3 separate regions of the Mus musculus genome follow, and all the other regions are linked to region 1. A link is a loop called in an ENCODE intact Hi-C map of the cell type or tissue named here. Cell type or tissue: left cerebral cortex. All regions are shown on one strand.

The links. Peaks named below come from ENCODE experiments on the same cell type or tissue, not always from the same donor. Only the 100,000 strongest peaks of a DNase experiment are listed, where the experiment ranks them.
Region 2: it touches region 1 in a loop (2.5-fold over the local background); 3 of 42 quality-filtered maps call a loop at or near these places.
Region 3: it touches region 1 in a loop (2.2-fold over the local background); 3 of 42 quality-filtered maps call a loop at or near these places.

The regions. Positions count from the first base shown.
Region 1 is chr10:125,387,873-125,390,372 of GRCm38, reverse strand. It overlaps a transcript of Slc16a7 not described here. Among named protein-coding and RNA genes, the nearest start is that of Slc16a7, 80 kb to the right of the region's middle. In left cerebral cortex, a CTCF peak has its summit at 1,363; DNase peaks (open chromatin) are centred at 813, 1,325, 1,745, 2,353 and 1 more place; H3K4me3 peaks cover 2,250 bases; H3K27ac peaks cover 2,221 bases.
Region 2 is chr10:125,108,109-125,110,608 of GRCm38, reverse strand. No RefSeq gene overlaps it. Among named protein-coding and RNA genes, the nearest start is that of Gm36771, 52 kb to the left of the region's middle. In left cerebral cortex, no CTCF peak of the experiment used is centred here; a DNase peak (open chromatin) is centred at 1,456; H3K27ac peaks cover 236 bases.
Region 3 is chr10:125,324,394-125,326,893 of GRCm38, reverse strand. It overlaps a transcript of Slc16a7 not described here. Among named protein-coding and RNA genes, the nearest start is that of Slc16a7, 17 kb to the right of the region's middle. In left cerebral cortex, no CTCF peak of the experiment used is centred here; DNase peaks (open chromatin) are centred at 1,216 and 1,426.

The DNA of each region.
Region 1 (2,500 bases):
GAGTAACAGTGACCGAATCTAATGGAGTATCGCATCATGATGATCAGGACAGGAAAGGCCAATTAAATGGGCAGAAAATTGTAGCCTTGCTCTCAAATTCAAGCACATATAGTGCCACAAGGTTTTTCTCTAAGTAGAGATGTCAGTCTTCGAGTTGTCCAACCCTTCAGTTCCAACCCTTCCTTCCTCTTTTCAACTTCCCCAAGAAGGGCATGTTAGGGTGAAAAAAAAGGCCAACTCAACATCTGTGGGGTTTACCATAGTCCTTAGTGTTATTCTTGCTTAAATAACTAAATCCCGTCGTGAAACTTAAATAATGTGAGTGACATAAATTATTTACAATTGATAACCAACCACTGCCCGCAACTTCTACACTTTCAGTGTTTTGAGCTGTTTTCCATGCTTGTAAGTTTTACGTTTTTCTTGGAAGGATTTGTCTCTGGTGCTCCTACAGCACACCTTTCTCTATCCTCAATCAAGCCAGCACTCATTCCTAACGGAAGTCCTTAACTGAATGAATAACGAACGACTGGATGGATGGATGGATGGATGGATGAGTCACGCAGCCTTTTCTGTCGTAGCTCTTTTCTCTGCATTCTGCAGGCTCCTCTCTGCATCCTTATCTAGACATTGCATAACAGCCTAGGTCTCTCAGGCCACCTCACACCTGCCTCCTCAGGTTGGGCGCCAAAGCGCTAGGCCGGAGCAAGTCTGGGCTGCCCAGCCACAGCAGATCGCTCCGGGTCAGAACTAAAATCCGAAATGGAGTGCCGGGAGCCACAGAACCCGCGCAGACCAGCGCCAACCGCTGAGCCCTCAGGAGCATGCTCAGTGCGCCTCCCTTCCTCGCGCCCCCAGCCCGCACCCCGCTCCCGCGTCCACCCCCTCACCGCACCCAGGCGCGCTCCCGGGCACCCCAGCCCGCCTCTGCTCCCGCACCCCTCTCCCGGGCCTCGGTAGGGGAGGACACGTCAGGGGACATAAATAAATAAATAATTCCATTCAGCGGATGACAGCGAGGCCGGGCGGCTGCTGCTGGGCGGGGGGACCGGGAGAGCGGCGGTGCGCACCGGGTGTCAGAGTCAGGTAAAGGCGGTGCTCCCGGGGAGGACGGGAGGAGGAGGAGGAGGAGGCGGGAGGAGGGCGAGTGAGGTTACCCAGGGACCGCAGGCGGGTGCGGAGAAATGGCAGCCGGTGCCAGCCGGCGCTCCAAGTGCCTCGAGCCCTTATATAGACAAAAAATCCCGAAGCCGAGCGGGCGCGGGCTGCGGCGGGAGCTTCAGGGTCCCCAAGGTTCGGGGATTCAGAAGTCTCAGGGTCGAGGCCACCAGCTGCTGGCGCTGCTCAACTATGCTGTGGCGCCTCCTCTGGGCACGGCGGAACATCAGGCGGGCACTGCCAGGCGAATGCCCCTGCCATGCTCGCCCACATCTCCCCAGACCCACAGCGTCTGGGGTGGTGTCATTGAAGTGGGTGTGGATGGGTGGGGAAGTGCGTGGAAGGAACGGCTGCCCTTTCAGCAGAAGATCCGCACCTGGGGAGAAGGGAAGGTGTCCTGTTTCGGTCCCCAGGAAACCTGGGTGGAGACCGGAGACCACTGGACAGATGCAGGAGAGGCTTGTGGCCTGGCCTAAAGGTTACGCTGTCTTCCAGGGACCTGAGAAGAGCCAGTACCACCTGTGGTCCTCTGGGCTTCCTGAGCTATTTCATCACGCTGGGGACACCAGTCTTGGGCAGGTAGCACACAGGTGGCTGTGAGCCTCAGCGGATGCTGCTTCCCTGCTGGCTTCTGCATTCTTTACTTCCACTAGCCAAGAGGGCTGCAGATTGCTTTGGGAGGAGCAGTAAGTAGTGCTCTGGGTGTCTCTCACTTCCTGGTTGGACTACTCTGGGGCAATTACACACACACACACACACACACACACACACACACACACACACACACACACACACAGACACACACACACACACACACCAATTTCTCTGCAAGTGTTTCTTTAACTCCCTTTTTGGTGGAAAATTAAAACCGGGCCACATTGAACTGTGTAGTGGCAATACAAAAGCTAATCGTCCATGCCCTTCTCCCTCCCCAAACCAAAAGGAGATGCAGTGAAGGGATTAAAAATAGCAGGAACGATGCTCGAGACTCAAAAAGCCCCGACAGGAGGAAACCGTGGGCACAAATGCTTTTTTTGGGTGTTCCAGGCTTCATGCCTGAACCCAGTCAGCTAGGACAGCAAGGCTCCCGAGGCCTTCTCAGGTTCCCTTGACCCGTGCCCTGTCACCCAAACCACAAAGGTGAGGATTTAGAGAAGGCAAGAGGAAAATCAGAGTTGGGTGTGGGCCACAGAATGCAGATGAGAGTCGAACAAATTAAGTTACATGAAGACAGTCAGGCAAGCCTAACTCTCCATATGTTCTGCTTTTAAGTCCTTTTACATGGGAGGGTAACGGAATAATTTTAGAGATGAAGGGGCGGGGCGCGGTAGAGGGCAGCTAG
Region 2 (2,500 bases), 280 kb after region 1:
AGGTACTCTACATATCTCAGCCAACTATGCATGGTAGAGAGTGGCATTTAAGTTCATGGAGGAAGGATGCTCAACATAAGATGTGCCTGGAACCCACCACGGTTATTTCCCATTTTTGTGGAAGAGTAAAAATGACCAAGAAAGCATGTAGTTGTCAAATTCTCAGTTCACGTGTCATTTTGTACAAACTATGCTGATTCTGTTTATGTAAAACTCAAACACCTAGTTCTGAAAACTAAAGGATAAATTAGGACAGCCTTACTCACTGTGTCTTTCAGAAAAGCAGTAGAGGGATTTTACCTTTCTATTCTCATGATATTAGATACAAAACTATTCATCCAGTCTCTTAAGTCTTTGATCGAAAACTTTTATCAAAGGATATTTGGAGTCCCAGTGATATTGATCACCCTTCTTACCCTTCACACCAATAGACAAGCAATGGGCTGTCTTTAATGGCAAGAGTTGTAAGTCCTAATGTCCATAATTAAGACACAGAAACATAGGCCTGCATCTAGAGATTTCTTTGCTATCACTTTGAACATTTTTTTACAGTGGGAATTTTTACTATGCAGTTGATATAGCCAAAATCAATAAGAACAAATTGAAAATATGGACCCAGACTCACCAGATCTGGGATCAGTATTCTCCTACTAGACTAGGAAAGCAAAATTCTAGAACTTGCATTGTAGAACAAATGAAGCTGTCATTTATGGCCTTGGGACCTGCTGTAGCAATGGGGGTAGTAGTTTATGTTCTAAGCTATCTCGTTCCAAGTGTTTAACACATTTCACTGGGTGCCAATTATACTCTGCTTGCTTTATGATTAATTGGTCTTGCAATCTTCCTTGCTTAGTTTTTCACACAGAGTATTCATAAGAGATACACAATTGCGATAGCTTTGACATGTAGTGCCCCCCCCAAAAAAAACCCTCAGATTTCTAAGGCTTGGCTCTCAAATTGAGACTTTCTTGGATCCTCAGGAAACTAGGTTTCATGGTGAATTAGTGCATTGATAAATTCATGGGTACATGAGGTATTAGTAGGTGGGTTATATTTCCAGGAAGCAAGTCACTAGAGATGTGATGTTGACAGGTACTTCTCATCCACAGACCTTCCTTTTAGATGCTATGTATATCATGGCCAAAATAAGCTGATTGTCACTGCTCCAGCACACCCATTTCCCACTGTTATAGCTGGCTTCATCTCTGGCCCAAAGTGACAAGGCCAAATGACCACACTCTGAAATCTCTGGCACTAGTTAGGAGAATAAACACTTCCTACTTTAAGTTGTTTCCTAGGGGATTTTTTTAGTACTGAAAACTGAACATCACAGTAGTGGAGAGCAGAGGTCATTTGAGTGATCCAAGATGTGGACCGCATCCAACACCTATTAAACACCTCCTCAGTTTTTCAATTATGCACTTACTCCTTCTACTTGTCAGCACCATAGCAACAGGATCTGTGTGGGTTCTGAGTCACCCAACTTAGTCACCATCCAATGCAATCAACTCTGCCAAGATGTTTTTCACTTTTTGTTCTGTTTAGAGGCTTTCTTGTTGATAATGCTACTGTGAAAACTCAAGGCCAGATAACTGTGACCAGCAACTACAGTAAATTAACTCCATACGGGAGAAAAACTTAGCTTAGTGGAAGAAAGAACCTGATAAATGTTCATTTATCTTCACCGAAAGGAAGTCATTAGGAATTTTCCCATGAAGTCTTACTCGTGCCTATAAATATGAAGGGCAGCTGTGGTTTGGCTAAAGTTAAATGATCTTGGGAACTTAGCAGACAGAATAACTCCAGCATTGATGTCAGGGTCACATCTGTCCCACGTGGTGTCACTTTAGACTCTGGCTGGAGTGGCAGAGACCTCTCCTCTTTGATAGATATAAAGAACACAACGCTATTGCTCCTTGCTTTGTAAGGTCTATCTCAGAATGACAGTGTAACTTCTAATTATATCCCATTAGTTCAAGTCCTTCACACAATGAAGACAAAGTCAGAGGGTGAGTAAAACCTTGTGACCATAAGAAAGAATTTGTGACCATAAGATCTCACAGAGAGAAGTCAGTATTTGCTGCTTAGTAATCCAACCCACCACCATGTCTATAAGGCATGCATTGGTGATGTTTATCAAGGAAACCAAGACCTCTTGTCTGTGATCCTATCCAACAAGGTCAACATGGAAGAAATTATATGTCCAAACTTCTATCAATGGATGATTTGTAAAGTCATGCCAATTCCCAGAAATCTATACACCCATTAAAAATAATGAGGCAATGCTTTAAATGTTCCTATGGAAGGATCACAATATATCTTGCTACGCTTATGCACAGTATACAGAAAAGCATGTATCCTTGCTATAATTTTGGAAGAACTATAAATAAGCCCCAAATATGTACACTATCTGCAAAGTTGTTAAAATCAAGTAATCCTTATTTTAACAATGGGGAAAGTGTGAACACAGAAGAGTAGAGGAAGCAGGTCTTTCCTTTCC
Region 3 (2,500 bases), 63 kb after region 1:
GAAGTTTTAAAGTAAATTTTTTTAAAAGAAAGTTTTAAGGAAATTTAAGATTATTAAAATCTGATTACTAATAATCAAAGAATACAGTAATATGAGAATATTCGTATAAAGCTTGAAATGATCCACATGTAGTGAAAAACAGAGCAATCATTTGCCATGACACTATAAAATGTTTTAGATTTTAACAGCTAAGACTGTGTGTGTGTGTGTGTGTGTGTGTGTGTGTGTGTGTCCATGTCTCTGTGTCTGTGCCTATGTTTGTGTCTGTTTATGCACACAGATTTGTGTGTGGTGTGGAATGTTTTCAGCATGCATGTGTGTGCACGTCCACATTCATATTGATATCTATAGAGACAAGGGCAGAGTTTAAGGGTGTTTTCTCCCATGATCTCACCTGCCTTTAATTAGTAAATGAAACAGTCTCTCACTGAACCCTTAAGTTTGGCATTTCGACCTGGCTGGCTGTCCAGCAACCTCTCCGGACCCTCCTCCTGGACCCACCTTTTAAATAATCATCATGTTGCAGGCACACAGTTTTATCTGGTTTTAAACATGAATGCCATGGATTTGAACTCAGGTCTTTCTGACTGCAGATCAAGCACTCTCACTCACTGAAGCATCTCCGAAGCCGGAGGTTACTTTTGTTATTGTTATTGTTGTTGTTGTTTTATGTTGGGTATGTGCAGATTTCTTTTTATAGTTGTAGTATACGCTTCAATTGGCACATGGCAACAAACTAATTTCTACTCTGATGCACTGGGTTGTTTTACATTTGCTCTTCATTCTGCCAACCCAAGTTTACAAATCTAGTTACCATCAAAAAGTTTATCTCTATTTCTTTATCCCATTAGTAGACACAGATAACCTGGGTTATACACTGTAGAAGTTTGTCAGGATCTGATAAATTTAAGCAACTCAGAGACACATAACACTTTAGATTCTCTTTAAAACAAACAAACAAAAAAGACAGAGGGGGATTAAGGCCATGAAGGATCCTTAATGTCCACTGGCTTTGCAGAGCATGGGAGAGTCATATGACCTGTGGGAGTCCCCATTCCTTGAGTTCTTAACGGGGACTGGAGCAGTTGTCAGGCTTGACCTAATCGGTACAGTGTGCCAAGCGGGCCTGGTATGGGATGCATCCTTGTAAGCATTCCTAGTGCTGCCCTGACAAAGCCCCACCATGTGGGTGGCTTAGACCAACTCAAAATTATTCTCATTCCATTTTAGAACCTCGAAGTGTGAAATAAGGTGTAGGCTGGGCTGTCTCTTCTTCTCTCTTCCGGACTGGCCTGACCCAGGCTTTGCTTCTCTTGTGGTAATACAACACCAGTCTTCCCATGACATCTCTCTATATCCCGTGGGTACATTCCTACAACGGCACCCTTCATGCCTGCTTGGGAGCCAGTCTACTCAGTATAAGAGTGTGGATCTAGAGCACCCTTCAGAGTTGCTTGTGGGACGTGCATTGCTCTGACTCAGCTCTTCAAGGGGCGGGGGAAGCTTTAGGATGTGTGGGTTAGCGGGAGGAGCTTGGGTATAGGAGACAGGCCCTTAAGGAGATGGTGAGGTCTAGGCCCCATCCTCCTCCTGCCTTTACTTCCCCAGTGAGGAAGTATGCACACTTGTCCTGTCACAAGCCCAACCACAGAGCAAACTGATCAGGGCCCAAAATAGCTTAAACCATTAATAGCAAAATATGTGCCCTGTAGTTTTAAGTCGATTATTGATTGGGTTGTTTTTGAAACTGAAAGTTTAGTAATGTACTTTGTTTCCCAATAATGTCACATGGTAAAAAAACCAAAACAAAACAAACAAACAAAAAAAAAAACCAACCAAACAAACAAAAAACTAGAAGCCAGGGCTTCTCTTCAGGAATGTTAGATAATGAGGTAATAGCCTGTCCTTGATCGTACCAACCCCACATACACTCACCAGATCCCAGTATTTCAAATACCAGCCCTTCCAACCTCAACCCTTAGTCTACATCCCCTCAAAAGAAAGAACTCAAGTTCCAGAATAAAATCCTTCTCCTATGGACCTTTGACATCATGGAAACCAGTGTCATTTATTCCAAGCTAAGATAGGGAGAGAGAAAGGAAAACTTCATAAAGCAAGCAAGCAAGCAAGCAAGCAAACAAACAAAACAAAGCAAACAAGGAAGTGGAAAGAAACAAAGGTTTCATCAGCGTGATGCAAGTGCACGCACTGTCTCATAAAGCAAATTCCACCAGGCTGTGCTCAGGCTTGACTGACACATCGTCCTCTGAACCTCCACTGGAAATGTGGGCCTCGGCCCAGAGTCTCAGCCCTGCTGCACGGGCCTCGGCCCAGAGTCTCAGTCCTGCTCTGGACCAGTTCCGTGCTCCTCAGTCTTTATCTCAGCCCCGGACCTTCCATCCTTGGACTCAGCTCTGCTTCTTCTTCCTTCGTTCTCACCTGTAATTCTTCTCTCTCTGGACGAGCAGCCGCAGTTCTGCCTCAGACTTCCCCATGAGCT